Regions from separate parts of the Homo sapiens genome. Here region 2 is linked to region 1. A link is a contact called in ENCODE Hi-C or POLR2A ChIA-PET data. All regions are on one chromosome and are shown on one strand. The core of a region is the stretch at or near the end of the contact, and the rest is flanking DNA. Distances in the headings are between cores, read along the strand shown.

The links. Hi-C counts contacts between places; a loop is a spot of excess contacts on that map. ChIA-PET counts read pairs that join two places held with the same protein, here RNA polymerase II (POLR2A). Pooled maps may share reads with other maps.
Region 2: a loop to region 1 is called in a pooled map, with 5 times the contacts of the local background. The contact joins the promoter of DNASE2 here to the promoter of SWSAP1 in region 1. A Hi-C loop is called at or near these places in 5 of 50 pooled maps. POLR2A ChIA-PET finds 5 or more read pairs at or near these places in 2 of 52 experiments (GM10248 and activated naive CD4-positive, alpha-beta T cell).

The regions. Positions count from the first base shown.
Region 1 is chr19:11,371,250-11,378,216 of GRCh38, forward strand. It overlaps SWSAP1 (SWIM-type zinc finger 7 associated protein 1), which reads left to right and starts at 3,417. Exons shown (of 2, transcript NM_175871.4): 1 at 3,417-3,680; 2 at 4,264-4,920. The coding sequence starts at 3,432. The coding sequence ends at 4,767. EPOR (erythropoietin receptor) reads right to left here. Exons shown (of 8, transcript NM_000121.4): 8 at 5,958-6,967. The coding sequence ends at 6,735. RefSeq lists a silencer at 3,247-3,326 and enhancers at 3,427-3,496, 3,717-3,766, 3,997-4,076, 4,097-4,146.
Region 2 is chr19:12,877,635-12,884,601 of GRCh38, forward strand. It overlaps DNASE2 (deoxyribonuclease 2, lysosomal), which reads right to left and starts at 3,815. Exons shown (of 6, transcript NM_001375.3): 1 at 3,656-3,815; 2 at 3,338-3,518; 3 at 3,168-3,246; 4 at 1,036-1,200; 5 at 748-945. The coding sequence starts at 3,741. KLF1 (KLF transcription factor 1) reads right to left here. Exons shown (of 3, transcript NM_006563.5): 3 at 6,788-6,967. RefSeq lists enhancers at 3,346-3,973, 3,633-3,742, 6,167-6,428 and cis regulatory regions at 3,637-4,197, 4,937-5,437, 5,977-6,497.

The DNA.
Region 1 (6,967 bases), core at 2,167-4,666:
CAGGCGCCCCACCCCGCCCAGCTAATTTGTGTATTTTTAGTAGAGATGGGGTTTCACCATGTTGGTCAGGCTGGCCTCAAACTCCCGACATCAGGTGATCCGCCCGCCTCAGCCTCCCAAAGTGCTTGGATTACAGGGGTGAGTCGCCGTGCCCGGTCCCTTGTGCAAATGTCTTTTTGCCTATGCTTGTCATGTGCTCACAGTGTTTCAATTCCTCGTGATGCTCAGTGGGTCTTTATAGGTCTCCCTCACTCGGATGTCGCTCCACCAGGACAGAGATTTGATCTGTTGTCTGTTCACTGTGGGGTCTACAGTTACTAGAATGGGCCCTGATACATAGTAGATACTATTGCTTGAGGATGCCAGTAAACTAAGGATAGGCACAGAGTGACCCCAAGCCACCTAGTTCCTACCCTGTAGCCCCAGGTCCAACCCTACCTGCAGGCAGGTACATTCCTCCATGATTCTCCTCTATGGTAAATCTTCTTCTGTCAAGATGTGAAGACAGGCCAGACACAGTGGCTCATGCCTATAATCCTGGCACTCTGGGAGGCCAAGACAGGCGGATCATCTGAGGTCAGGAGTTTGAGACCAGCCTCGCCAACATGGTGAAACCCCATCTCTACTGAAAGAAATACAAAAGAAAAAAAAATAAGCTGGGCATAGTGGTGTGTACCTGTAATCCAAGCTACCCGGAAGGCTGAGGCAGGAGAATTGCCGGAACCCGGGAGGTAGAGGCTGCAGTGAGCCGAGATCGCGCCACTGCACTCCAACCTGGGTGACAGAGCGAGACTCCGTCTCGAAAAAACAAAACAACACAACAACAATAACAACAAAAACAGATAATCAGTTAAAGAGTGAAATGTGTGCAATTTTGGGCAGGCAGTCAGGGGAAGCCTCTCTGAGTAGATGATATTTTGACCAAAGACCTAAAAAGAGTGGAGGGAAAAAAAAGTCGGCTGGACTCGGTGGCTCACACCTGTAATCCCAGCACTTTGGGAGGCCAAGGCGGGCAGATCACCTGAGGTCAGAAGTTTGAGACCAGTCTGACCAACACGGAGAAACCCCGTCTGTACCAAAAATACAAAATCAGCCGGGCGTGGTGGTACATGCCTGTAATCCCAGCTACTTGGGAGGCTGAGGCAGGAAAATCACTTGAACCTGGGAGACGGAGGTTGTGATGAGCCAAGATTGCACCATTGCACTCCAGCCTGGGCAACAAGAGCAAAACTCCATCTCAAAAAAAAAAAAAAAAAAAAAAGCCAGAAGGATATCTGGAAGCTGACTGCTGCACACACAAGAACATCAAGTGCAAAGGACTTGTGGTGAGGCTGTATTCAGCATGCTCCCATGTATGTAACTGTGCTGGACTCTGTGATGTGGGTGTCACTACTGAGTATTTGTGCATTTTTGTTTGTTTTTGTTGAGATAGGGTCTCGCTATGTTGCCCAGGCTGGAGTGCAGTGGCACAATCACTGCTCACTGCAGCTTTGACTTCCTTGGGCTCAAGCAATCCTCCTGCCTCAGACTCCCAAGGAGCTGGGACTACAGGTGCACGCCACCACACCTGGCTAAATTTTTTTTTTTTTTTTTGAGACAGAGTCTCGCTCTGTCGCCCAGGCTGGAGTGCAGTGGCGCGATCTCGGCTCACTGCAAGCTCCATCTCCCGGGTTCACGCCATTCTTCTGCCTCAGCCTCCCAAGCAGCTGAGACTACAGGCGCCTGCCACCATGCCTGGCTAATTTTTTTTTCTATTTTTAGTAGAGGCTGGGTTTCACCGTGTTAGCCAGGATGGTCTTGATCTCCTGACCTTGTGATCTGCCCACCTCGGCCTCCCAAAGTGCTGGGATTACAGGCGTGAGCCACCGCGCCCGGCCAACACCTGGCTAATTTTGAAGTATTTTGTAGAGATGGGGGTCTCCCTACATTGCCCAGGCTGGTCTTGAACTCTTGGCCTCAGGCAATCCTCTTGCCTTGGCCTCCCAAAGCACTGGGACTACAGACATAAGCCACCACACCTGGCCTGTATGTGCATTTGGAGTGTTGAAATGTGAGGTGAATCATGCGTTGTATATCTGCTGGGGGATGGGGGCTGAGGTGGCGTGTTTGACAGCGCAGTGTATCGGTGTGCTTCACTGTGTGTGTCTGTGTGTGTAGTGGCAATGTCATAGTTGCGTGTTTTGCAAGAGAAAGGGTGTGGGGGATGAATGTGGGACAGAGTTTGTATGGGATGCTTTGTGTCAGGATAGGGCAAGGTTGGAGCATGTGGATGATGGGGATTCTGAAAGTAGAATATATTCAGAGATGCCATGGTGTGTGTGTGTGTGTGTGTGTGTGTGTAGAGGGGTGTGAGTGAGCCCAGCTGTGTGAGTGGGTGTGTTGGGGGATGTCGTGGAGCTGTTTTCTGGTCCCAGAGGGAGAGAGAAAGCCCAGGAAATCTCACTTTCTCCCTGCCCCTGGGTCTCCAGGCAACGGCACCACTTTGGAGTTACCAGGAGACAAGGTTGCCAGGGCAACACAGGCGTGAGTGGCAGCTCTGGGGCGAAGTCTGGGTGAGAAGATCCAGCCAGGGATCACGATCATTCACTTTGTTCCTCCCTTTCTCCCTGTTTCTCATCAATCCCACCTCCCTTCCTTCATTGTCTTAACGAGCACGTATTTGAGAACCTACAAATGTGCTAGGTGCTATTCTCGGTACTGGAGAACAGAAGTGAACAAGACAATGTCCCTGCTGTATCTCTCCTTCAGTCTTCCAGCTCCTGTCTCTTTATCTCTCCTGCTTCCTTCTTTGTCCTGCGGTCCTGCCTTCCCCCCGTACCACAAAGGCGGCCCCACAGAACCCCTTAGCCAGTGAGGAAGTAAGTTGAGAGGCTTCATCTCACAGACTTTCGGGGATGGCCGTTGATGTTTTGTCCACGAGCCTGTGTCCCCAGACACACACTCCGGCCCATACTCAGGTGCACAGAAAGACAAGCACACAGCTCATCCCCCTCTCCAAAACTCTCAGTTGTCATTGGATGACATCAGCAAAACCACACACAAATACATGCCGATCACAATACTCCTCTGAGATATCATAAGCCCCATTTTACAGCAGGGCAAACTGAGGCTAGGAGCCTTTAAATAATATGTCACTCATTCTGGTCTACTCCTCCAACTTTCAACCCTTATATTTGTCTGATTAGCTGACAATAATAGTATTCGTGCTGGTTCCCCCAGCAGCCTCCCTCAGGGAAGGGTCTTATTTCCCTCGAATGCACCCATTCCTCCGCATAGGTTCTAACCATTTGCCCATTCACCTGAGGAATCGAGTTTTGATGGACAGATTCCTAGACCAATAGAGAAACTAAGTGAACTGTACCGATGCGGCCACGGCTTGGGCGGGACTAAGGCTGGGAACGAGCCACCGATTGGTCAGAGCTACGCGGCGAATGGCGGAGACGCTGAGGCGGGTGCTAACCAGGGGCGGTGCGGCCTGGTCCGGGGAGGAGAACATGCCTGCCGCCGGACCGCCTTTGCTGCTGCTCGGTACACCAGGATCTGGAAAAACAGCGCTGCTATTTGCTGCGGCCCTAGAGGCGGCGGGGGAGGGCCAAGGCCCAGTCCTCTTCCTGACACGAAGGCCTCTTCAAAGCATGCCCCGCGGGACCGGAACGACTCTAGACCCAATGCGACTCCAGGTAACCGTGGGGGTGGGAGCAGAGGCGTTCTAGCCAATGGTGGAGTAGATCCGGGATATTGAGTAACAGGTAGACAAGCCAATGGAGAGGACGGTGGAAGAGCGAGCCAGGGCAGCCACGATGGGGCGGAGTCAGGCAGGCGGAGTGAGGAGTGGCACCACGCGGAGCTTAGTTAAGATTGAAGTGAGAGCCCATCCAATGATGGGCGGTGTTAGCAAGAGGCGGTGCCCAGAGATTGAAGTCCGGCCCATCAAGGGGCGGGGCTAAGCTTGGGTCCATTCTGGACCTGAGTTGGTTCCTGTTAGTGTCAAGGATGGGGTCAGACCGAGAATGCTGGGGGAGGGTTTTCCGTGGAAAAATTGCGCTAGAGATTTGGCCAAAAACAAACAAGCAAAAATGGCTTGCCCTCAACTAATACTCGGCAGTGATGAGTGCTGGAAAAACGGGCGAATATAAGAATATTTAACAGCTCTGAACTGGTTCATCCTGGAACCAAGGAAAGTATGCAAGGAGGCAGGGTTACTTTTAAGGAGTCTGGCTTCCTGTGCTGAATCCGGCCCTTTCCTTCTGTTTCTCCTTCTAGAAGATCCGCTTCCAGTACCCACCCTCAACCCGAGAGCTTTTCCGGCTCCTGTGCTCTGCCCATGAGGCCCCGGGGCCAGCCCCCTCCCTTCTGCTGCTCGACGGCCTAGAAGAGTACCTAGCGGAAGACCCAGAGCCCCAGGAAGCCGCCTACCTCATTGCCTTACTTCTAGACACAGCTGCCCACTTCAGCCACCGGCTTGGGCCTGGCCGGGATTGTGGGCTCATGGTGGCCCTCCAGACCCAGGAGGAAGCAGGTAGTGGGGACGTCCTGCACCTGGCACTGCTCCAGCGGTATTTTCCTGCCCAGTGCTGGCTGCAGCCAGATGCACCAGGTCCAGGAGAGCACGGCCTCCGAGCCTGCCTGGAGCCAGGCGGGCTGGGCCCCAGAACAGAGTGGTGGGTGACTTTCCGATCAGATGGAGAAATGATGATCGCTCCGTGGCCCACCCAGGCTGGTGACCCCAGCTCAGGCAAGGGTTCAAGCTCTGGAGGCCAGCCCTGAGCTTTGGTGGGTGACTACCTCTCTGTGCTTCAGTTTCCCATGGCTGGAATACTTACCTCAGGGACATATGCAGATCCAAAGACCTAAACAATGTAAAGTGCTTTTTCTCTTTTAAAAGTATAGCATTATCTTGTATATATTTTACCCAATCAATATGTTGTTTATAGTTTCATTGCTTTAAACTTTATAAAAAGAGCTTCAGGCCAGGCGTGGTGGCTCACGCCTGTAATCCCAGCACTTTGGGAGGCTGAGGCGGTCAGATCACCAGAGGTCAGGAGTTGGAGACCAGCCTGCCCAACATGATGAAACCCTGTATCAACTAAAAGTACAAAAAAAATTAGCTGGGTGTGGTGGCAGGTGCCTGTAGTCTCAGCTACTCAGGAGGCTTAGGCAGGAGAATTGCTTGAACCCAGGAAGCGGAGGTTGCAGTGAGCCGAGATTGTGCCACTACACTCCAGCCTGGGTGACAAAGCGAGACTCCATCTCAAAAAAAAAAAAAAAAAAAAGTTTGAGACTTCCTTCTTTTTGCACTCAACGTTGTTACTAAGATTCATCTACATTTTTTTAGTTCATTCCTTTTTCCATATTGCATATAATTCCATGGGTGACTATACCCTGATTTCTTCATCAGATTGCCTTATTTACTGCTGCGAACATTCTTGCACACATGCCCTGGTACGTGTGTGTGTTTTTAGGGGCCGAGACAGGTGGATCACCTGAGGTCAGGAGTTCGAGGTCAGCCCGGCCTACATGGTGAAACCCCGTCTCTACTAAAAATACAAAATTTAGCCAGGCATGGTGGCATGCACTTGTACTCCCAGCTACTTGGGAGGCTGAGACAGGAGAATTGCTTGAACCCGGGAGGCAGAGGTTGCAGTGAGCTGAGATCGAGCCACTGCACTCCAGCCTGGGTGATGAAGACGAGACTCTGTCTCAAAAAAAAAAAAAAAAAAAATCAGTCAGGCTTGGTGGTGCACGCCAGTAGTCCCAGCTACTCGAAAAGCTGAGGCAGGAGGATCGCCTGAGCCCAGGAGGTCGAGGCTGCAGCGAACCATGTTTGAGCTACTGGGCTCCAGCCTGTGCAAAAGTGAGACCCTGTCTCAGAAAAAAAAAGAAGTAGTTAAAGCAAAACTCCCACTGAGTTACTTGTTGACACCAAGTGTCATCAGAGTACTTTCTTAGAACATGGCCTGATTCAGAATTACTTTTATTATTATTAGTGGCAGAGACTAGCTAGTGGCCCTTAAACAGCTTTGCCCTTCCTGGGTGTACAGCTAAACTAAGTTTCCTGGCCTTTCATGTGACTGGGGTCATGTGACTGTTTCCAGCCAGTGAGGTGTGAGAAGAAGAGAGGAAGCCCATTTCCAGGCCAGATCCCTCAAATGGCCCATTGAGGGTCATTGCTGCCCTTTTTCTTCCCTTGCTGACTGGCAGTTTGTAGAACAGGGGATCCATCTAAGTACCCTAAGAGAAGGTAGAGCTACAGACTGGAAGAGTCTGAACCTCTGACTCATCCCATGGATGGCTGCCCATTTGAGCTGAGTTAGGAGAGAGAAATCATTTAATGTGGTAAGCCAGTAAGATTTAAGAGCTGTTTAACATACTATTTTGTTATGTTATGAGTAGCATTCAGATTGCAGATCCAGCTTCTGAATAAGCTCAAGAACTTTAACTTCTATCCCTATGGCCTATGCCCAGGGGAAGATGGGACTTAAAGGGTGTTTGTAGAAATCATGGTAGAAAAACTTACATACATATGTGTATATATATATATAGATACAAAAAAAAACTATACATATTTAAAAATACTGCAAGGTTGTGGTTTCCTGAGCAGGATGGATTGGGCAGACAAAATCAGCAATGCCCCTGCTCCTGAGAGAGGCCTCGCCATCCCTGTTCCATAAGTCTTGAGTCTGCACTGGTTCTCTGAGTCATATTGGATCCCTGATCATCTGCAGCCTGGTGTCCTAAGAGCAAGCCACATAGCTGGGGGGCAGAGGCTCAGCGGCTGGGATAAGGCTGTTCTCATAAGGGTTGGAGTAGGGGCCATCGGATAAGCCCCCTTGGGCTCCCTGGGAGTCCCCTGAGCTGTAGTCAGTTGAGATGCCAGAGTCAGATACCACAAGGTACAGGTACTTTAGGTGGGGTGGGGTAGGGGGCAGCTCAGGGCACAGTGTCCATGGACGCAAGAGCTGGGAGC
Region 2 (6,967 bases), core at 2,565-5,064, 1.5 Mb after region 1:
TTCCGGGTTCACGCCATTCTCCTGCCTCAGCCTCCCGAGTAACTGGGACTACAGGTGCCCGCCACCATGCCTGGCTAATTTTTGCACTTTTAGTAGAGACAGGGTTTCACCGTGTTAGCCAGGATGGTCTCGATCTCCTGAGCTCGTGATCTGCCCACCTCAGCCTCCCAAAGTGCTGGGATTACAGGCATGAGCCACTGTGCCCAGCCTATTTATTTATTTTTAAATAAAGACAGGGTCTTGCTCTGTCACCCAGGCTGGAGTGCAGTGGAGTCATTATAGCTCACTGCAGTCTGAAACTCTGGGCTCAATTTATCCTCCTGCCTCAGCCTCCCAAGTTGCTTGGCTAATTTTTAATTTTGTAGAGATGAGGTCTTGCTATGTTTCCCAGGCTTGTCTTGGATGCCTGTCTTCAAATGATCCTCCTGCCTCAGCCTCCTAAGTAACTGGGATTACAGGAGTGAGGCACCACCTCTGGCACCCAAATGACTTACAGGTACCACTTCATTCACAATTTTTTAAGTAGATGTCAGTATCCCCATTTTTCAGATGAGTAGACCAAGGCTCAGGTGAAGTTATACATCACACAGCAAAACCCAGGGTTTGAACCCAGGTCTGTTCACTGATCATGTGATTATAGCTCCCAAACAGACCTGGTCTCTACCGCTGACTTGAACTCAGCCATGGCCACACCAGTCACCCTGTCTGCAGAGAAGGAGCTCTCCAACCCTCAACCTTGAGACTCACCATCTCCAAATTTGCTGAACTTGGCAAAGCTCTGGAAAACAGCCCCGGCCTGGGATGTGAGTGTGATGCTGCTGTTCCAGGGTTCTTGGCTAACGTGGTGGCCCTTGACCACATTCTCCAAGTCGGGGAATTCCTGGGCAAAGATCCCTTCCAGCTGGTAGTTATAGACCCAGGGGTAGGTGTAGGTCAGCTGCTTGCCTGGAGGACAAGGGGAGGAGGAAATGCAAGATCGTTCCAGGTTCTGGTCAGTAAACCCAGGACTCATCCTGTGTCCCTGACTCGACTTACCCATCTTCGAGAACTGAGCGAAGGGAAAAGACACACAGAGCAGGGTCTGCCCGTAGGTACAGGCGCTATGAGGCCAGCTGTATGCAGCAGAGGAGGCCGGTGGAGGGAAGTTAGGTACACTGTGGACCAGCCAGAAGCCCCCATCGTGGTCAAGGAGCAGGACACCTGGACCAAAAGAAGGCATTAGGGGAGGTCGGGCGCAGTGGCTCACGCCTGTAATCCCAGCACTTTGGGAGACCGAGACACACAGATCACCTGAGGTCAGGAGTTAGAAATCAGCCTGGCCAACATGGCGAAACCCCATCTCTACTAAAAATACAAAAATTAGCTGAGCGTGGTGGTGGACGCCTGTAATCCCAGCTACTCAGGAGGCTGAGGCAGGAGAATCGCTTGAACCCAGGAGGTGGAGGTTGCAGTGAGCTGAGATCCACCACTGCACTCCAGCCTGGGCCACAGAGCAAAATTTCATCTCAAACATAAGTAAGTAAGTAAGTAAATAAATAAATAAATAAATAAATAAATAAAAATTTAAAAAAAGAAGGCAGGCCCCACGCAGTGTAATCCCAGCACTTTGGGAAGCCGAGGAGGGCGGATCACCTGAGGTCGGGAGTTCAAGACCAGCCTGGCCAACATGGAGAAACCTCATCACTACTAAAAATACAACATTAGCCGGGCATGGTGGTGCATGCCTGTAATCCCAGCTACTCGGGAGGCTGATGCAGGAGAATCACTTGAACCCAGGAGGCGGAGGTTGCAGTGAGCCGAGATTGCACCATTGCACTCCAGCCTGGGTAGCAAGAGCAAAACTCCTTCTCAAAAAAAAAAAAAAAAAAAAGGCAATTAGAGGGTATTGCTCCAGGCCTCCCAGCAAGCTCATCTGCAATCAGGAACACCCTCAGTTTGCAGCGGGGCTTAGAGAGGGTGCCAGCAGTGTTAGAACCACAGCTGAGCTCAGTTTTTGCAGGCATAAATTCTTATAGTCCAGAATAACGCCAAGAGTAATGTAAGGTAGGGAAACAGGCCAGGTGTGGCGGCTCATGCCGGTAATCGCAGCACATTAAGAGGCCAAGGTGGGTGGATTGCTTGAACCAGGACTTAGAGACCAGCCTAGGCAACATGGCAAAAGCCCACTCTACAAAAATACAAAAAGTAGGCCAGGTGTGGTGGCTCACGCCTGTAATCCCAGCACTTTGGGAGGCCAAGGCAGGTGGATCACCTGAGGTCAGGAGTTCAATATCAGCCTGTCCAACCTGGTAAAACCCCATCTCTACTAAAACATACAACATTTAGCTGGGCATGGTGGCGCACACCTGTAATCCCAGCTACTCCAGAGGCTGAGGCAGAAGAATCGCTTGAACTGGGGAGATGGAGATTGCAGTGAGCTGAGATTGCACCACCGAACTCCAGCCTGGGTGATGGAGAGAGAGTGCCGCAAAAAAAAAAAAAAAAAAAAAAAGCCAGGCGTGGTGGGGGGTACCGGCAGGCCCAGTACTTGGGAGGCTGAGGTAGGAGGATCACCTGAGCCCTGGGAGGTCAAGGCTGCAGTGAGCTGTGATACTGCACTCCAGCCTAGGTGACTGGGTGAGACCTTGTCTAAAAGAAAATAAAATAGGGGAAATAGATGCCCAAGGTCTGACAGGGGAGATCTCCCACCCCACTATGGAGGTCAGGGGTTAGCTTGGAAAAATGCATAGGAACTCGGCTGGGCAGGGTGGCTCATTCCTGTAATCCCAGCACTTTGGGAGGCCAAGGCGGGTAGATCACTTGAGGTAGAAACCAGGAGTTCGAGACCAGCCTGGCCAACATGGTGAAACCTCGTCTGTACTAAAAATATGAAAATTAGCCTGGTGTGATGGTGCGCCTTTAATACCAGCTACTTGGGAGGCTGAGACAGGAGAATTGCTTCAACCCCAGAGGCAGAGATTGCAGTGAGCCAAGATTGTGCCACTGCACTCCAGCTTGGGTGACAGAGCGAACTCCCACCGTCTCAAAAACAAAGAAAAAAAAAAGTTGGGGGGAATAGATGCCCAGGGTCTGACAGTGCAGATCTCCCCGACCACCCCATGCACGTCAGGGGTTACCTTGGAAAAATGGGACCCGAGTCTCTCCCCAGCCCCCAATCCAGGCCTCACCCTTCGTGTGCCCACGCATGGAAGAGTCCTGAGCCTTGCTGGGTTGAGGCGGTTGGTCATTGTAGAGCAGGAAGGCGAGCTGCGGGCGGATAAACGGAGGCAACGTGAAATTCCTCCCAGGCAGGGCAGCCCTAGAGTTTCGCCCCTAGTTGGCCCGGGGCCCCCTTCACCTGGCTGGTGTTGCTCCGGTACAGCGGCTGCAGGCTTCGGCCCACGGCCCCCTCCGGGCTGTTGATGAGTGCCCTGCCGTCCCGCCAGCCTCCGGAGCTCTCGTCCAGATACTTGTACTGCAGCCCTCTCTGCGCCGCCTCCCCGGACCCTCTAAGAGCTGGCAGCTTGTAGACCACGAACCTGGAGGTCGGAGAATGCACAGAAATAGGAGAGAGGGAAGAGAAGGCACCCCAGGGTTCCCCGAGGAGGTAGCCATCCCGGTTGAGTGACCGCAGCCGGACCCCGGGGCGATGGTAGGCCCCCCGCTGCGCACTCACCAGTCTACAGGCTGCCCGGAGTCCCCGTAGCAGGTCAGGGCCCCGGCGGGGACGCACAGCAGCGCTGCCAGCAGCAGCGGGATCATAGCTGCTATGGGGCTGAGATCCAGGAATCTGTGTCGGGACTGCGGGGCGCTGGGTTACATCAGAGGCCAGGACTGGCACCTGGCGCCTTTCACTTCCCTAAACTTGCCTGGGAACCGGGGCGGGGACATCACGAGGGTACAGACTCCTCCCCCGAGACGCGATGCTGCGTTTTGGAGAGGCAAAAGGCAACGCTGAGTCTGCCCAGACCACGCCCACGACGGGCCCGGCGCTCCAGCGTCTCCTGGAGCCTGGCCACCGTTCCTTTTCGTGGTAGCTAATCCCAGCCCACGCTCTTCTGTCTGACCCAACTCCCGCCCGGGTTTCTGGATCAGGCACAAGTTTGTATTTTATTTTTTATTCCAGCCCTACAACCTGGGTCCAACTCTTGGGACCTTTGTTCTTCCTCTTTTTTTTTTTTTTTTTTTTTTTTTTTTTTTGAGACGGAGTTTCACTCTTGTCGCCCAGGCTGGAGTGCAATGGCACGATCTCGGTTCACTGCAACCTCCGCCTTCCTGATTAAAGCGATTATCCTGCCTCAGCCTCCCGAGTAGCTGGGATTACAGGCGCCCGACACCACGCCCGGCTAATTTTTGTAGTTTTAGTAGAGACGGGGTTTTTCCATGTTGACTAGGCTGGTCTCGAACTCCTGACCTCGTGATCCACCAGCCTCGGCCCCCGAAAGTGCCAAGATTGCAGAAGTGAGCCACTGCGCCCCTTAAGAAGCATTTGTGTTCCAGTGTATCTTCCCCTTTTTCTTTCTTTTTTTTTTTCCTTCCTTTTTTTTTTTTTTTTTTCCCGGACAATATCTCGCTCTGTTGCCCAGGCCGGAGTGCAGTGGCGCAATCTTGGCTCACTGCAACCTCTGCCTCCCCAGCTCAAGTGATCCTCTCACCTCAGCCTCCCGAGTAGCTGGGATCACGGGCACATGCCACTATGCCCAGCTAATTTTTGTAGTTTTTTTTTTGAAACACGGTTTCACCATGTGGCTCAGGCTGAACTCCTGAGCTCAAGGGATCCACCTGTCTTGCCTCCCAAAGTGCTGGGATTACAGGCATGTAATCCACGCCACCCAGACTCTCCTTTTTCATTCTGCACGTTTTCTCCAGGATCCCCTGAGCTAGCAAAGAGGTGACTGTATGTTTGTTTTTTGTCGTTTTGAGACAGGATAATGGTTTCTCACCCAGGCTAGAATGCAGTGACTCCATCACAGTTCACTGCAGCCTCAACCTACTGGGCTCAAGAGATCTTCCCAGGTAGCTGGTACTACAGGCCTGTGCCACCACACCCAGATAATTGTTCATTGCAGAGATGAGGGTCTCACTATGTTGCCCAGGCTGCTCTGGAACTCCGGGGTTCAAGTGATTCTCCCACCTCAGCCTCAAAGGATCATGGCAGGGCAAAGGGCTATGGGAATCTGAGTACTGGCTTGAAACTGCCTTTGCAAAAATTATGACAGAAAATTATGTCAGTGAAAGAGCTCTGACCTAACCAACTCCATCTTGCCTTTAATCTCCAAACTGCCCTTGCTTGGTCATTCCTGGAGTGGGGTCAAGCTAACTTTTTTTTTTTTTTTGACACGTTGTCTCACTCTGTCGCCCAGGCTGGAGTCCAGTGGTGTGATCTCAGCTCACTGCAACATCCGCCTCCTAGGTTCAAGCAATCCTCCTGCCTCAGCTTCCTGAGTAGCTGGGATTACAGGCATGCGCCACATGCCCAGCTAATTTTTGTATTTTTGGTAGAGACTGGGTTTCACCATTTTTGGTAGAGATGGGGTTTCACCTTGGGGCTCAGGCTGGTGTCGAACTCCTGGGCTCAAGTGATCTGCCCGCCTCAGCCTGCCAAATTGCTGGGATTAAAGAGGGAGCCACCATGCCTGGCCCCAAGCTAATTTTGGGAGGAATTTAGTTTATAGCTTAAATGATAATAGCCCTTCCCCAAACTAAACTGCCTTTGTAGAAATAATGAAAGGGCACTAGGTTAGGAGGATGAGAGGAGCCTGAATTCTGCTAAACTGTAGGTGTAGTAGTTAAATTATGACCAGCCATTTTTCCGGCCGGGTGCGGTGCCTCACGCCTGTAATCCCAGCACTTTGAGAGGCCGAGGCTGGCAGATTACCTGAGGTCAGGATTTCGAAACCAGCCTGGCCAGCATTTCGAAACCCCATCTCTTCTAAAAATACAAAAATTAGCCCGGCATGGTGGCATGTGCCTGTAATCCTAGCTACCTGGTAGGCTGACACAGGAGAATCACTTGAACCCAGGAGGCAGAGGTTGCAGTGAGCCAAGATGGAACAACTGCACTCCAGCCTGGGCAAGAGCAAGACTCCATCTCAAAAACAAAAACAAAGATGGCCAGCCATTATTCTGGAGGTCACAAGGTTTGCAACTTCCCCAGTTATTTCTGCAAATAACATGACTATTGCAAAACCTAACGCTGGCCTTTTTAGATGTCTTTTTAGGCTTTTTGCATATCTGACAACTGGATGACTCCACCCAGACTAGCGACTCTATGGTCCCCACCCAGAAGCTGACTCAGCAACTGTTTTCCACAGCTCCAGGATTGCAGCAAGGCACCCATTCCCTAGCCCTCCTGCCCACCAAACTGTTCTTGAATAACCCTAGCCTCTGAATTTTCAGGGAGGCTGATTCAAGTAATAAAACTCCCATCTCCCATTTAGCTGGATGTATGTGGATTAAACTCTCTCTATTGCAATCCCTCTGTCTCGATAAATTGGCTCTATCTGGACAGTGGGCAAGATGAACCCCCTGGGCAGTCATAGGCTGTGAACTCTTAAATCCAGGGAGATGTTTGCTGTCAATGTCCGCAGGGTTCAAGGCAGAAGACAAGGACAGTGTAGCCTGAACTGGGTGGGAAAAGAGAGGACAGCAAGGCCTCCAGTGCCCAAGGGGGCTTGTTGGAGTTGAGGGGTGTCACTGTAGTTTAGGAGATGAGGGTGTGTAAGGCCCTCTAATATGACCTCTAGGTTTACAGCCTCCTGCCATCTTCCAGCCTCCAAAACCCAAAAATTCAGGCCAACGCTGAAGCTTTATCTGGGAGGGGCATTTTTATAGGACCCATAACCATTGACAGTTAATATCAGCCACAATAAGGGACCTTCAGGAGCCGCTTTCTAGACCCAGGGTCTCTGGGAAGCCTCATCCCACACCCTCTCCTGCTGTCCAGGGCCATCTGGGAGCTGGTCTGAGTGTCCACTGAGTCCGTTTA